Regions from separate parts of the Mus musculus genome. Here region 1 is linked to region 2. The links are chromatin loops, found by intact Hi-C in ENCODE. Cell type or tissue: left cerebral cortex. All regions are shown on one strand. Each heading gives the region's core, and the rest is flanking DNA. Links, peaks and the distances in the headings are about the cores only. Region 1 holds the start of Oxsr1 (oxidative-stress responsive 1). Region 2 overlaps Dlec1 (deleted in lung and esophageal cancer 1).

Region 1 (8,330 bases), core at 113-8,112, 220 kb before region 2:
AGCAAGGCTCCCTCCTTCCAATGTCCTTATATTGTCTCCATCAGAAGGTGTAGCCCAGGTTAAAGGTGTTTTCCACTACACCTTTAATCCCAGATGACCTTGAACTCAGAGATTTAATCTTCTGGAATCCATAGCCACTAAGCCTCAAGATCTCCATACCAAGATTCAGATCAGAAACTTCTATCTCCCAGCTTCCAGATAAGGGTCATTGGTGAGGCTTCCAATTCTGGATTGTAGTTCATTCCAAATATAGTCAAGGGGCTGGTGAGATGGCTCAGTGGGTAAGAGCACCCGACTGCTCTTCCGAAGGTCCGGAGTTCAAATCCCAGCAACCACATGGTGGCTCACAACCATCTGTAACAAGATCTGACGCCCTCTTCTGGAGTGTCTGAAGACAGCTACAGTGTACTTACATATAATAAATAAATAAATCTTTAAAAAAATATATAGTCAAGTTGACAACCAGGAATAGCCACTACACCTACTAACCCTGTAATGGGTAATGTTGACAGCACCTAGGAACCGGCCACCTCAACCAAATATTTCCCATTTTGCATTCAATTAGCCTGAATTAATTAAGCTGCTTTGGTGCAAGGTTGGAAGAACCTGGCACTCTTCTCTAGCTCAGAGCCCAGTTTGATGCTGAGACTCCACTGTGGGCATGGACTTATTATTTGTCCCCTAAAATTCCCTTTACACTTACCCTGCATGTCCTAACTGTCTGTCCCTGTGGACATTTGTGATCTGGATTCACCAAGATGACAGTCCCTCACTGGGCTCCAGATTCCTAGCTTAGGTGCTTTCCTCCACAGTCAGTTCATGTGGTTGATCAACAAACACTCTGACCTAACATGTTCTTCTGTAGGGTATTATGTCAAACACAAAGCAGAGAGCACTCCCAAGTGGGGTATGGTTATTGTCTCTTCTCGTGAGGAGGGATGACATCACATCTCATGTAACATGTAATAAGGACTCTATGGGAGGGACAAATCCAGAATACTATAATTGGCCCCTGGCCTGATAGGGAATTGAGAAAAACAGCTCATGACAGAGACATGACATCATGCTTTAAAAAAATATATTCATGGGGTGGGGCTCAGTGGTTCAGTGCCTACCCAGGATCTGTGAAGTCCTTAGTTCAATCCCTGGTACTGCCAGAAAGGGAAAAAAAAAATCAGATTCCTCATAGGGGTTACCCACTAATTTCTAGACTTCAAAAGCAGTTTTACTTAAAAAGCCCATAAACCTTGAATTCTAATCATTACATAACTACATGCTATTACCCAAGACATCACTGGTCTCGAAATCTGTCTTTCCCTCTCCATTCTGCAGATGCTAATGGCAAAACTCAGTGCATGCAGCTGCTTCAACGAGAAAGCATGAATATTCTTTTACATCCAGTTTCTCAGTCCAGGGATAGATGGTGGTAGGTCATGTTCTTTGGCCTGTTGCAGAGTTTGCCTTCTGAGAGTCTTGGTACATGAAACACATCTGTAGCTGCCTGTGTGCTCTCTGAACCCACAAGCTTGCTTTTCTAGGCACTGAGCTGTGGAGGAGTGTGGGAGAGTTAACACTATAAGGGCAAAGATACTCCTGATTAATATCTCACCTTCTGTGTGGTCCTGAGGATTGGCATTCGTGAATGCTAGGCTAGCAAGAACTGCACCGTCAGCCACACTCTCAGCCCTTCCTTGTTTCTAGTCTCTTAATACAACAATTTTGAGATGTGTCTGCCTTTCTTTCTTTCTTTCTTTCTTTCTTTCTTTCTTTCTTTCTTTCTTTCTTTCTTTCTTTTGTTTTTTAAAAGATTTATTTATTTTAATGTTTGTTTATTTATTTATTTATTATATGTAAGAACACTGTAGCTGTCTTCAGACACTCCAGAAGAGGGCATCAGATTATTTATTTATTTATTTATTTATTTATTTATTATATGTAAGTACACTGTAGCTGTCTTCAGACACTCCAGAAGAGGGCATCAGATTATTTATTTATTTATTTATTTATGTATTTATTTATTATACGTAAGTACACTGTAGCTGTCTTCAGACACTCCAGAAGAGGGCATCAGATTTCGTTATGGATGGTTGTGAGCCACCATGTGGTTGCTGGGATTTGAACTCAGGGCCTTTGGAAGAGCAGTCAGCGCTCTTACCCGCTGAGCCATCTCACCAGCCCGCCTGCTTGCTTGCTTTCTTTCTTTCTTTCTTTCTTTCTTTCTTTCTTTCTTTCTTTCTTTCTTTCCTTCCTTCCTTCCTTCCTTCCTTCCTTCCTTCCTTCCTTCCTTCGTCCTTTAGACAGGGTTTCTCTGTGTAGCCCTGGTTGTCCTGGAACTCACTCTGTAGACCATGCTGGCCTGGAAAAAGAGATCTACCTGCCTCCATCTCCTGAGTGCTGGGATTAGAGACGTATGCCATCACCATCTGGCTGTGTTGTGTTGTTTTTTAGGTTACACAAAGAAGAATGAAGCCCATCACCCACACACTAAGCCCTGATTAATAATATCCATCAACAATTATCCTTCTCTTCTCTCAACTCTTCCATTCTTTAGAGAGCCTCTTTGGGTTGCCCTTAAATAAACTTTGCACTCAAATTCTGGTCCTAGAGCTTGATTTGGGAGGAAGGGAACTGAACCAACACAAGAATGCCTTGAGAATGTGGGGAAAAACAGATTCTCTTCCTGTGAAAAATATGCCATACTCTCAAGAAACCAGGGTGGGATATGGGGAATATTTGAATATAAGGATCAGGGTTCCAGAACCATTCCACATTTCCTTTCCTCTCTTCCTCTAAATGATTATCAAGGGAGTCACAGGCATAAGTGGGAGAAAACCATAATTTTACTAATAGTTTCAAAAGCAGATTTCTGAGTTTGAGTCCATCCTGGTCTACAAAGTGAGTTCCAGGGTAGCCAGGGCTAACAGAGAAACCTTGTCTCGAAAAACCAACAAAACAAAACAAAACAAACAAAAAACTCAACAAAACAAAACAACAACAACAAAAAAACCAAAAAATCCTCCTCCTATTTAAAGCACACTTTACATAGCTGGCTCCCTTTGCTCCGGGTTCGCTGAGGTGATGTCACGGCGTCACGGTCACACCCTTGAGACATGCAAGCTGCGCCTTTCCTGTATGGTGCTTTATGATTTATAAGTACTTATTTTTTTTAAGTTTTATTTATTTTATGTATGTGAGTACATTGTAGTTCTCTTCGGACATACCAGAGAAGGGCATTGGATCCCATTGCAGACAGTTGTGAGCCACCATGTGGTTGCTGGGAATTGAACTCAGAACCTCTGGAAGTGCCAGTGCTCTTAACTGCTGAGCCATCTCTCCAGCCCAATTACTTAACTATTAACTTAAATGCTCCCTACTGCTTACTACAAAAACTCCATACTCCAGCAAAAAAAAAAAAAAAAAAAAAAAAGGGGGGTGGGGGGACTAAGTCCCTGATCACTGTTGTGAGAGTGCTCACATGCAAGATATTTTAAAGGCTGAATCTTGCTTGAGCTTATGGCCTCAAATACCCAATTCCTGGCTTCCTTCCTCATTAAAATCATGGTATTTTAACCTCGACTAGGCCACAGAAAGTCAGGGACAGGGGAAACAAAATGACCAGATTTATAGAGAAGGTTCCTGCTCTACCAATCCACTGAGGTACATGAATGAGGAGGTAAGCAAGAACACATTAATGAATGCACTATAATGTTATCTAATAATAATTAAGACCCAGTATCTTGAAATTTCACCATGAAACTGGTAGTTCCTTTTCTTGGGGGAAGGGGAAAGAAGGCAGTCCCAAATTCTAAGTTATATAATTTATTTTCATGGTAATGAAAGAAAATTGTAAAGTGTATCCGTGGTCCACAGAGCCCAACAATTCCAGATTATTTTTGGCTTATTGGTTTTCTATTGGTACACACCATGAAGAGTTCCAATCTGTCCCCACTTCCTCTCGATGTTACTTTTATTCTTCTTCCAGCAAGAAAAAGTTATCACACGCACTAAATGTGTCACAAGTAGTGGCTGCAACAAATTTCTTCCTTCCTTCCTTCCTTATTTTTTTTTTTAAAGATTTTATTTATTTTATATATATGAGTACACTGTAGCTGTATTTAGACATACCAAATGAGGGCATTGGATCCCATTTCAGATGGTTGTGAGCCACCATGTGGTTGCTGGGAATTGACCTCAGGACCTCTGGAAGAGCAGTCAGTGCTCTCAACCACTGAGCCATTTCTCCAGCCCTGAAACACATTTCTACAGCAAGACCTTGCACCTTTGCCGGGTCTGGAATATTCTGTCCTCCCATTTTCTGTTTGCTGAGATCCCCTTAGCACTGTAAGGTCTGGCCCAAATGGGACCTCTTCTTGAGATGTTCCATAAGTCCTATCAACCAGACGCGCTCATGGCCTTCCCACCGAAGAGCTCAGCAGTGCTGCTCAGCTGAACACTTTGTCCGCAGCGACCCTGTCCAGGTTGATGTTTTAATGTTTTGTTTCACCAAAGCGCGATCTTCTAAGGCCAAGAAAACGGAACTTATTTTTGTGAAGATGACAAAAGCCAGGGCCGGGGGCCTAGAGCTGACCCCTAAGTCGCGTGACAGAAACCACTGAACAGTCAAGGCGCTGCCTGGGCAGAGACAACTAACCTAGGTCCCAGGCAGGTGCTGTTTCTTTAGACCCGAAGCGGAGAAAAGACAGAAACCGCTTCCTCCCGGATCCTGGAGGCGGCGCTGAGTACTTCCGCCTTAGGAAAAAAAAAAATGTCATCACGGGCCGAGCTTCCGGCTCCACTCGGGAGCCCGCAAGACCTTTTATCCTAGTTGGCCTTCGTCCGCGCACCCCACCCGGCCGCTCCCTCGGGCTTCTCCACACCCCGGGGCGCGGTTTGCACGTCTCGAGGGTGTGACCGTGACGCCGTGACGTCACCTCAGCGAACCCGGTCCTGAAAGGTTTTGGCGCTCGGTAGGAACTGGGAGTCAAGTTCCCGGAGGCGGGACTAACATATGACTGATGTCCACACGCTCCAGTTGCCGTTCTCATGCTTTCTCAAACCAACCAATGAATGCAAAGCAGAGAGGGCAACGCCCCTCCCTCAGCTTCTAGAGGAAGCGCCGCTCCTTCGGTTTAGCACTCAGTGGCCGCCATGCTTGGTGTGGCTCCTCGTTCTGCGGCAGTTTGCTCTGTTTTGGCTTTCAGACGCCCTCAGTGAACTCCTCCACGAGCACTTCTGCTCTCTAACTATCGACTTCCACTCTTTCCGGCTTCCTTCTCGCTTGCCTCTTGTCCGGCCACACTCAAGATGGCGGCCGGGGGGCGGCGAGCCGCGGCCAGGCTTCCCCGGCGTGGTGACGTCAGCGCGCTGCGTGTCGGCAGGTGGAGGGAGAAGGGAAAGTTTGGCCCGTGCTTGGGGTTCGGGTGGAGGGCGGGACGGAGGGGCAGGGCTGGGTAGAAGCTTGTTTCGCGGTGCCGCGGAGGTTAAGGCCGGCTCGTGGGCTGGGCCGGGGACTGCGGGACGCGGAGCCGCGGGAGGCGAGGTCGGTCGCAGCCGCGCGTCTCCGCCTCGGGGCCGCGCTTGACCCGCGCGCCCCGGCGTTGTGCGCCCCAAGGCTGGGCCAAGCGGCGGGTTGGGGGCGGCGGCTGGGCGTGGGGAGGCGCGCGGCGAGGTGACCTGAGAGCCCGGAGCGTGAGGAGCACGGAGCCAGGCGCTGCAGCCGTCATGTCCGAGGACTCGAGCGCCCTGCCCTGGTCCATCAACAGGGACGACTACGAGCTGCAGGAGGTGATAGGTGAGAGCCGAGGGGCGACGCGCCGGGGTTCTGGGCCCGAGCCTTGCTGGGCACTGGTGCGAGCCGTGCGCCTAGGGTGGGGCTCCCTTCGGAGGGAGAAGCGTACCTGAGACAGATGCGTCCTGTGCAGAAGAGCCATGTGGATGGGCGGCAGGCCTGGCTCAGGGGGCACTAGGGTCCGTGGGCAGAGCCGCGTGGCTCTGGGATTGTGGGGTCTGTGCACTTGAGTCCATCCCTGCATCCACGCGACGATGCACTATTTCGCAGGTGTGAGGCTGAGGGCAGCTCCAGGTACCGGTGCTGAGCAGGTTAGACCCGCCTCTAGCTCTTTACAACTGACTTCTCAGATCCCGGAGGCAGACGTCAACTACATAGAAAGAATGGGAAAAGCGGTAACAGGTCTCAGTAGGTGGCCGGAAGGAACCGGGCAAGATGTTATAAGGAGTGGTTTGAACAAGTTACGTGATTTCAAGGAAAAGTTGAGCCCTCAAAGCGAGTCGGAGGAAGATCGCCTTTCCCCCTCCATTGAGGAATAAGAAAATACTTAGACTCTGAGGAGAGAGAGAGTGCTTGATAAGTTGAGGGACCAGAAAGAGGGCACACATTAGTCTCAGGGACCTTTAAAGCTATGGTAAAGATTTGGAGTTTCAAGTTGTCCTTGGAGGGCTTCAACTAGGGACCATGGCTCGCTCCATAAATCTGGCTATTATGTGTGAAGTGGCCCTGAATAAGATCCGAGAATACCAGTTGGTCGACAGCAAGCATGGATTGTTACTCTCAGAGGTGCAGCGTGCTTGAGGAGGTTAAGCGGCTAGGGATGAGGGAGAGTTTGTAGCCCAGCAGTAATGCAGTGGCCATAGAAATCGAAGGGAAATGGGTTTAGCAAAACAAAGGCTTAATCAGCAGACCACTGTTTGTTGGAAGAAGTCTGTCTACACTGATAGCATTCTACCTTAAAATTAGCTTTACAATAGAGACCTGCCAAAAATCCCAGAGCTTCCTTAAAGGTGCCAGTGTTTATTTCTCGGTGTTAAGGAGAGCAAAAACAAAAAGCCACCAAATTTCGTTGTAGGTCTCTGTGTGGCTCTGTGTAGGTTTATGTGCTCGTGTAAAGGCTAGCTTTTCACGTTCTTTTTTTGTTTGTTTCTTAGCTTTTTTTGGGGGGGGGGTGGAGGGGGAGGAGAAGGATAGGGTTTCTCTGTGTAGCCCTGGCTGTCCTGGAACTCACTTTGTAGACCAAGCTGGCCTTGAACTCAGAAATCCGCCTGCCTCTGCCTCCCAAATGCTGGAATCAAAGGCGTGCGGTGCGCCACCACACCCGGCTTTCCCTTGCTTTTTGATGAGTCTCTTTAGTTGATCCGGAACTTACCTTTTGACTAGATTCCTAAGACGCCTGAGTCCTCCTGTCTCTGCCTGGAAGCACTTGGATTTCAGGCTCTTTCTAGGATCCCTGGGCCTCCCACTTCACATGGGGGCTGGGGATCCAAACTCAGGTTGCTAGTGTTCACTCAGCACACATTCTACACTGAGCTATCTCCCCAGCCCCCTCCTCCCCCCCCCCCCCGTTTTTTTTTTTTTTTTTAAAGGCAGGTCTCTGGTTGCTCAACTTGGCATCAGATTTGCTGTGTAGGTAAGATGGTTGCCATTTCTCTACATTTCAGCTTTATGCTTTCTCTGCCAAGCCTGATGACCTGAGTTCCATTCCTGGGACACTAGCGGAAGAAGGAGAAGCTTATATCCCCCCCAACCCCCAAGTGCAATGAAACATAAAAGATGCTTCATCTTTAAGTCACTTCATAGGTCTGTCCTTGCTGCATATTGGGTCTTTGACTGGTTGAACTAGGCATGTCTCTGTTTTTGTAAAGACGCTCTTGATTGGTTGTTTCTTGGGAACTTACTTTCATAATGAAGAGAGAGTTTAAATGGGAGACTCCAGAGTGATGTCAGAAAAATAAAGAAAGGGGATTCTGTTATTCTGGAAGAGTAACATTGTTCTTCCCTTCTGGTGGGGTGTGCATCCCTTCTGGTTGTCTACAGCTAGAGGACTGGTTATAGTTATCATCCCTGATGCTTCTGCTCTTCAGCTACAAACTCTGAGAGCTGCAAGGGCTGTGGAGATGGAGTGACACTAAGTTTGCCCAATGATAACTATAGAACAGGATGTCTTAGTGGGCAGTACAGAGGGAGTCTGGTAGTTCTGAGAGTAGATTCACACCCCACTCATAGAGTGGTCCATGGTTCGTCACAGGTTAAGAATGCCAGTGTGATTGGGTCACCTTTTACAAAACAACCTGCCAGCTGGAGAGATGGCTTAGAAGTTAAGAGCATTTACTACTCTTTTAGAGGACCTGAGTTTGGTTCCTAGCACCAATATCAGGGGCCTCACAGCCGTCTGCAATAGAAACTCGGGGAGATCAGATTGTTTTTGGCCTCAGGCACCTGCACATACATGACATTTGAATATAGATATGCACATATACACAGGAATGAAAAATAAAAATAATTTTTTTACCATGAATTCCAGTCATAACGTGATTTT
Region 2 (8,330 bases), core at 107-8,106:
GTCCACGGTGTACTCAAAGTCGTCACACTCTGTGAGCTGCCTGCAGTGCTCCTCAGCCTCCCTGTCCAGCTCTGACTTGCGCAGGAAACGCTGCTCACAGCTAAACGTCAGCTTTGAACATCCAAGGGTGGATTTGTCTGTGGCACCGAGGAAACACACGTTAGTTGTGTCGCCGTAAGGAAGGGCATGTTTCTGTTGTGAGCAAGGAAAGCCACCAGAGCCACAGTCAGGTCACATGCTCCTCAAAGCCTTCAGTCTCGTAACACCAGATATTGCTGTTCAATGCATGAGTTATTCCTGGGACTTATTCCATGTGTTTGAGACATAGGGCTAGGGCTGGAGAGATAGCTCAGTGGTTAAGAGCATTGACTGCTCTTCCAGAGGTTCTGAGTTCAATTCCCTGCTGGGAGTTCAATTCCCAACCACATGGTGACTCATAACCATCTGTAATGGGATCTAATGCGCTCTTCTGTTGTGACTAAAGACAGCTACAGTATACTCATGTAAATAAAAATATCTGAAAAAAATGACACTCTTATAAAGAGAGACAGACAGACAGACAGGCATAGGGCTAGTGGTTAAAATAGCTCTCTGTTTTCCAGCATGGCTAATTGACAAAAACAAGCAAATCATTGCTAAGCACATACCCCAAGTGTGAGCAATGTTTAAAAATAATTTAATTTTTATTTTATGTGCATTGGTGTTGAAGGTGTCACATCCCCTAGAATTGAAGTTAGACTGTCATGAGCTGCCTTCTGGGTTCTGGGAATTTAACCTGGTTCCTCTGAAAGAGCAGCCAGTGCTCTTAGCCACAGAGCCATCTCTCCAGTCCCCCAACCCCACCCCTTTAACTCTTTTCAAGTTTTATTTTTACCATGTCTTATTTATTGGGAGCATGCACATTTCTTCCTACATGTGCGAAGGTCAGAGGGCAACTTTCGGAAGTTAGGCCTGGAGACCAAACTCAGGTCACCTTGGTGACAGGTGCCTTTACCATCTGAGCCATCTCTCTACCCCGTAATGTAAGCAACATTAAAAAACAAACAAATGAACAAACAAACAAACTTATGTGTGGACCCAGCATTTGCTTTTTTTCCCACATCTCTAAGACCACGCTCCCTGGGCTAGACGGGGACTTCTGATACTAGCAAAAGGGTAAAGAGCTGCCCCAGCCCAAGTCTTACTATAATTCCCAGGAAGCGCTCAGGGAGGGAGCAGTCTATATTTCCCAGCCAGGCACTAACAAAGCACTGAAGTGGCTGTGGCAGAGCCTCTCAGCACAGCTGACTCTGCAGTTTCCTTCACCCTCAGGTCCCTACCCCACAACAGGGACAGCTGCAAAGCTCCAAAGAGGTCATGGCAGGGCCCCAGTCCCTGGGACTGCTGGGAGTTTGTCTTTGCTGCCAGGCATGGTTAAAAATGATGCATGCATACAGGCTTCACAGTGACCCTTGGCCCATCCAGCAATGCTTACAAACTCTACCTCCTTGTGTACGGAGGCCTGCACTCGGCTTTCCATTCCTTTGCTCTTAGGGTTTGCCTTCCTGGTTACAGGAAATGGGCCCAGCATCACAGCTTGCCCCCACCCCCACTTTGTTTTCCCCTTCCTCCCTCTTTGTCCCTCTGGCCCATTCTTCTCAATGTTTGAAAAAGCTTCTCCTCTCCTCGGGCTTCAGGAACTTGATTGGTTGTTGATCTGAGTCTCCTGCCCTTCCTTTGCTGGATCATTCAACAACATCTAAACTTTTTTTTTTTTTTTGACTGCTGAGCAGCCAACCGGGCACATCAAATTCCACATGGTGGAGATAGAATATTTGTCTTGAAGGAACTGAACTAAGGAAGATAACAACTATATAAAGGGACAGGAGAGTAACTAAGTAGCAGAAACTAAGTTGCAGCAGGAGTGGGTGAGCTGGGCTGCAAGGGGTGGGGGTGGGGGGGGAGGCATGCCCCGGAGCTCCACCAGAGTGAGGATAGATTACCTTTGGGTGCTGGGCAAAACGGCACGGGATCAGTGTAGTAATCCTCTGTAGAGATTAAGTGATGTTTTCGCATTAACTTGCTGTCTAGACACCACCTGAAGGCTGTCTTCACTGCGGAAGAGAAGGGGACAAAGGTAATTAAGGCAGACCCAGGGACCCATGCCTCCAGCTCCAAGGCTACACTTCCCAGGTGAATTCTTAGAGTCCTGTGGTGAAGGCTTAAGAAACCAATGATTTCTCAGCCCCTCAGTCGAAGCTGACAAGTGGGCCAAGCTGTGCGTGGCCTTAATGGGGTAAAGTGGTACCATATGTGGAGTCCGTGGTGGCATGAGATCAAGTGTGGTAGATGCAACGCAAGCCCCAGTTCTTCGCCCTCTGTGTACATCTGTCCCTCCCAATGCCACTAGCAACAGGGTAACTGCTAGCCCTGAGTGTTTCCAGGTTCCAGGCATCTTATTAAAAGAACTGGAAAGCACAGGCAAACAGCAAAGCTGCAAGGACAGAGAGACACAGGGACGGGGCGCCCCACACTGTAAGGGCTCCCTGATTTAGAGCACCCAAGGGCCTTGCCTATTGTTTAGGGCTTCTTTTGTGGAGTCCAGGAGGAGGAGTTGGTGGCCAGGGGGTGACCTGTGAGTGGGTCTCGGTTTCCGTTGATAGATGTGGATTATACAAGCCTTCCTTTCTTGTCCATGTCCTTTCCCATGATGCATCTGATTTTAAACATCTGTGTGCCTAATTATGCTTATGAATAAGATGATCCATAGGAAATTTTCTGTAAAATTTCACTTAGAGGACAGTTTCCCTTAACCATACATGGACCTTGAAATTGGCTCAGGCTCCCTCTAGTTTTTGGACATGTTCCAAGACATATATGGCAACAGGGAATTATTGTTGGGGGTGGGGTGGTGGTATTCATTGCATTGTTTGGAGTGGGGTGTACATGTAGCTTGATGCAGGTGTGTGGGGGTGTCTCAGGTTGTTCACTGTTAGGAAGGCAGCCTGTGTTTTGTCTCAGGCCAGGCAAGCGTTCTGAGTTGCTAGGCAGTCCCTATGACTCTTGCAGCAATACAGTGTCACTCTTTGCCTTTCACTTTGGCCAAATCATGGTGGCAAGGGTTTGAGATGTGCTGGTATGGTGAACTCTGGACATCAGCAGAGAAGAACTTCCTTGTCTCTTCATCTCAGACACCAGCATAAAAGCCACATGGAGAATAGCTGAGCCTGATCTATAGCAAGCAATAACCATAGCTTCACCCAACTCACATCGACCTAATGACACACCAGAGAAAGCCACTTATACTGTTGAGTGGAAGTTGATGTTTGCAATTGATGACCCCAAAAAAAGATAGTAAACACACACACATTATAATATATAATATGTAATATATAATATGTAACATGCAACACATGATATATTTTATAATATATCATATCATGTTGTATAACATACAATATAATTAATATATACTATATACGGTTTATAACACTATTGTCTAGAAACACCAACTAGAAATGGGTACCTTTGGCAAGTGACATAATGGAGGTGTGATCTTATTCTGGCAGATGTGAGGAGGATGGTTTTGTTAAAACAGACTTTCGCTGCATTTTAATTACATGTGTTTGTTTTTTTAGTGCGTGTCTGTGGGGGGCCTGTAGGTGCCACGGTGCATGTGTGGAGGTCAGAGGACAACTTGCAGGAGTCAGTTGGCCTCCTATCAGCGGGTCCTGAGGTTTGAACTCTGTCTGCCAGGCATTACACACTGAGCCATCTGCTAGCTTTGGACTCTGGAGTAGTTAAAAACTTGCACACAAACTGAGAAGGCCTGAGTTTCCATGTCCCTCTGCCCCTGTGCGTGTGTAGCTTTATCTGTTACTGTCGTCTTCCCAAGAACAGCACGCTTGTTGCCAACAGTGAGCCTCCGCTGACATGCCACCACCACGCAAAGCCCACGTTTTAAGAGAGAATGCACCCGTCGTGTTACAGTCTGTGTTTACACAAATCTATAATGCTATGTATGGGGGGAGTCTTCTTGTGCTGTGTTAGAAGTTCCTCTAGGGACCAGGATGCAGCCCAGTTGGTAGAGTAGCTGCCTGGCATGCATAAAGCCCTGGGGTCGATTCCCAGCATCCGGCGATAAAGGTGACAAAGTGAGCAATATTATCTGCCCTCATGGGTGCTGACAAGGATCAGGAGATTTGGCCTACAGTTAACAATCAGAGCTTGAAGCAGAAACTGCTCTGGGCATGGCAAACAGGAGGGCGTTGAGTACAAAGTATCCAAGGGCTGAAGAGGGAAAGGCCAGGGAACCTCCATGAACAATAGCAGTTGGCATCCCTGAAAGCAGTACGTCATCTGAAGGCAGCTCCAAAATAGCCTGGCTGGAGAGATGGCAGGGCTAAGGGAGCTTGCTGTTCCTGCACATGTCTGGTGACTCACAAACTGCCTAGGACTCCAGCTGCTGGGGCTCTGCCACCCTCTTCTGGCCTCTGTGGGTAACTACATTCATGTGCATAGACCCATCTAGATACACATGTATAGATAACTAAAATTCAATCGGTCAATCAGTGGACAAAAATCCTGATAGCCAGTAAATAACCCACAAGTTACTTCTTGGGCCTCATGGTCTCTTCTTCCGGAACTCCCTGGGGTCCTTTCCTGATGGATCCTGGAACTACAGAAGGTGCGATTTTGGAAGTGATGGCCCCGACCCCTCCTTTGGTAAGGAAGACTTGGGTGGAATGGATACCATCCAGCCTAGTTTCAGGAGGTTTAATGATGACCACATGTCAGGAGGAAGGAAGGACAGTCCTCCTTTCAAACTTTCTTCTCCGTCCTCCCAGGGTGCGGGGGTCATGGTGGGTTTTGGCCTTTGTTTTTCAAGCTGGCGTAGAAACTAATGGACTCCTATATAATATTTTACACACATATCATTGCACATCTTCAAGGCAGCTTTAAAAAAGATTTTTAAGAGAGTGTGTATACATGTGTGTGTATATGTGTATGTATGTGTATGCAGCTGTGTGTTTGTTTGTATACATGTATGTGCATGTGCGTACATGTATGCACATGTGCATGTGTGTTCACATATGTGTGTATGTGTATGCATGTGAGTGCATGCCTTGATGGGGTAGGTAGGGAGAGCAATGCTGACAAAGGCCAGAGGTAGAGTTATCCGTGGTTATGAGCTTGGAATTGAACTCAGGTCCTCTGCAAAAGTGGGCCATGCTCTTCCACTGAGCCTTCTCTCTAGCCCTCACCAAGTCAGTTTCTCTAGCACATCTTGGAAGAGTCTCTTTCCATACCCGACCTGGACCTGTAAAAGCCTTGCCCTCATGATGGTCTTCCTCCTTCTGGGATGGAAGGCCTCACTGACCCTATGGCTACCGAGCACAGCTCTGCGAGGAGCTGCTTGCTTGTTCCAATCCGCAGAAGCCAGTGTAGAGCAGTGGCCAGCAAGAGCAAGAATGAGCACACAAGCCGTCCACCCATATGGAGCAGTGAAAGGTTCCTCACCTTGTGACAGGGAGAGGCGCTCTGTGCCTGGGATAAAAAAAGGCAGCTGGCTGTCTCCATCATTGGTTCTGTACATGGGAAATGTGCCCTGGGGTTGCCTGGCCTGCCCTGAGTTGCAGGGACCAGATGGATGTCTGTAAAGATGATCTGGGGTTTTTTTTTCCCCTCTACCACGTTTGAATATAAAAGAAAGAGGGCTGGAGAGATGGCTCAGCGGTTAAGAGCACTGACTGCTCTTCCAGAGGTCCTGAGTCCAATTCCCAGCAACCACACGGTGGGCTCACAACCATCTGTAATGGGATCTGATACCCTCTTCTGGTGTGTCTGAAGACAGCTACAGTGTATTCATATACCTAAAATAAATAAATAATTCTTTGAAAAAGCACTTGCAAGATGGAGACAGGCAAATTCCTGGGGCTCACTGGCCGGCCAGCCCAGCCTACCTGGCAAGTTTGACAGGAAAGGTCAGAGGAGAGGAAGCTATGGTTTGGCTGCTGGAACCTAAATGAGATCTCTGGGTCAGGGACCGATGTTGCACCATGGCTTAGAGAGTCACATGCTGGCCGTGTGGGACCATGCACACTGAAGTGCTTTGTACTGGTTGGGCTGTCAGGTCTGCAATTTTCTCTGCCGATGTTCAGAACAGAACAGTGGCGTGAATATAGTACAATACCAACAGCTGCAGAGGTGGAGGTAGGCTGGTAGACAGACAGACAGACAGACAGACACACTTCACACCTACCTGGGGGCAGTTTGACAGGGGTCTCCACAACCTGTAGTCTGCTCTGTTTGGTGGTGTGTTCTGTTTCTGCAATATCCCGTGCACGGGCCTGCATGATATGTCTCTCCAACATGGCGGCTTCATCCAGACGCTGTTTATAGATGGCTCGCGCCTGCGAATGGGCATTCAAAAATGCATGGAAATCTGACAAGATCCTACATTTTGTCTCTACCCTGTGCCTCTCCACATCAGGGCTTTCAGCCAAGCACAGCTAGCTACACAACTATCAAAACCCTCTGGTCCAACCCACCAGACTGAACTCTGAGGTCACGGGAAGGGACTGGCAGTCCCACAAGTGTGCTCAGTAAGAGCCAAGCTCGGTCCTCTCCCTCTCGGTTACACAGTCAAGAGAGCTGCTGCCCACACTGGGAAATGCAAACCCATTTGGGTACAACAGAGTAAGGCTACCCAGATCTTGATTCAGGCAAGGCCCGGTCTAAGTCCATTAAACATAGCCAGTGGGCAGCCTCCAGCTGGCAGCCTCTATTCAAGCTGTCGGGAAGGGCTCACCAAGATGGCATCCTCTTTTGTAGAATCCACATCAGTGTACATGAAACCATGGGTCAAAGAGAAATGTAGTTGGGTGATGTGCTACCCAGAGAAATGCACTGCTTTTATCTTATTTTTTTATTTTTTGAGAAGGCTGTAAAGATGACTCTGCTCTTAACAGTACTTGTGTTGGTCTTCCAGAGGACCGTGTTCGGTTCCTAGTACCCATGCCAGCCAGCTCACAACTGCTTGTACCTACAGGCCCAAGGGAATTGAAAATTGTCTTCTGGCCTCCACACACATGTTTAAACACACAGAGAGACACACATACATACACACAAATGAAAAATAGTTTTAAATGTTGTGTGTCTGTTTTAAATGTATGCGCGCGTACATGCACATGCAGAGACTGGAGGAGAGTATTAGGGGCTCTGTTTTATCGCCCTTCACCTTATTCTCTTGAGACAGGGTCTCTCGCTGAACTTGGGAGTAGGCTTGATGGCCAGCCCTCCCAGTAGTCCCCTACCTCCACCTTAGACAACGTTGTGTTACAGGCAGGCATCCGCCATGCCCACTTTTAATATGTGTGCTAGGCCCTGAACTTGGGTCACAAACTCACTGAACCCACTCTCCAGGCCCCAACCTACAGAACTTTCCAAGTCACTGGGTCCCTGTGTCACCTCCTTCACCTTCTGTGACTCAATCCTGCTTTCTTTTTTTTTTTAACCCTTGCAAACCTCGCACCCCCAAACTCTGCCATGTTGGCATCAAGAGGTCCAACCTGGCTGCCCCAGCCTTTGCTTCAACTTCAAGAATGCTTAGATTGACAAGCCAGTCAGCCATGCTCCTAGCATCTATTCTCGTACTGGAAGCTAAGTATTCACAGGGCTGGGGCTACTAAGACGGTAGCGCACGGAGCGAACGCTCCTCGGTGTTTTGCTAGGCCTCAGACTTTAGTCACTCTTATTGTTTTCCATTTGTTTATCTATTTGGGGGCATGCATGCTATGGCGAGCTTATGCATGTCAGAGGACAACTCACAGAAGTCCATTCTCTCCTGTCCTGTGGGTCCAGGGTAGATAAAACTCTGGTCATTGGGCTCAGCAGCAATGCCTTGACCCAAAGAGCCACCTCTTCAGCCCTAGCCATTCTTTAAAGTAGATGAATGGGTATACAGTGGAAGAAAGGAGGTGGTGGCCGAGTCTTCTTGTAGACAGAAAACCTCCTCTGAGAAAGCAGAACTGGGACAAGCCTTGAACATCAAGTACTGTGAGTAAGTCCAGCGGGCTGTACCTTGGACTTTCCAGGACGCCCTGATCCTAATACTTGGGTGTGAGAGTCGGGACCCCACCCAAAGCCATCAGTTAATGGCTCTTCACTGAAGTAAGTCCCTTGATCCCCCAAGTCATACAAATGCCATGTAACGGAGGCAGGGTTCAAGCCCCAGTACGGGGTTTTGAGCTTAATCATCAGACCGTGCAGTGTTTCTGTAGACAGAACTGCGAAAGACCAACAGCCAGTGAGGCTGTGTGGCGCTCTGAGCAAGAGAGCCTGGTGCTTTC

The links. Peaks named below come from ENCODE experiments on the same cell type or tissue, not always from the same donor. Only the 100,000 strongest peaks of a DNase experiment are listed, where the experiment ranks them.
Region 1: it touches region 2 in a loop (2.1-fold over the local background); 4 of 42 quality-filtered maps call a loop at or near these places.

Annotation. Positions count from the first base shown.
Region 1 is chr9:119,319,466-119,327,795 of GRCm38, reverse strand. It overlaps Oxsr1 (oxidative-stress responsive 1), which reads left to right and starts at 5,369. Exons shown (of 18, transcript NM_133985.2): 1 at 5,369-5,791. The coding sequence starts at 5,722. In left cerebral cortex, for the core only: a CTCF peak has its summit at 4,726; DNase peaks (open chromatin) are centred at 4,993, 5,318 and 6,153; H3K4me3 peaks cover 2,835 bases; H3K27ac peaks cover 1,970 bases.
Region 2 is chr9:119,103,864-119,112,193 of GRCm38, reverse strand. It overlaps Dlec1 (deleted in lung and esophageal cancer 1), which reads right to left. Exons shown (of 37, transcript NM_177117.5): 2 at 6,242-6,392; 3 at 1,983-2,093; 4 at 1-137. Among named protein-coding and RNA genes, the nearest start is that of Dlec1, 5.5 kb to the right of the region's middle. In left cerebral cortex, for the core only: a CTCF peak has its summit at 4,464 (motif pointing left); a DNase peak (open chromatin) is centred at 4,408.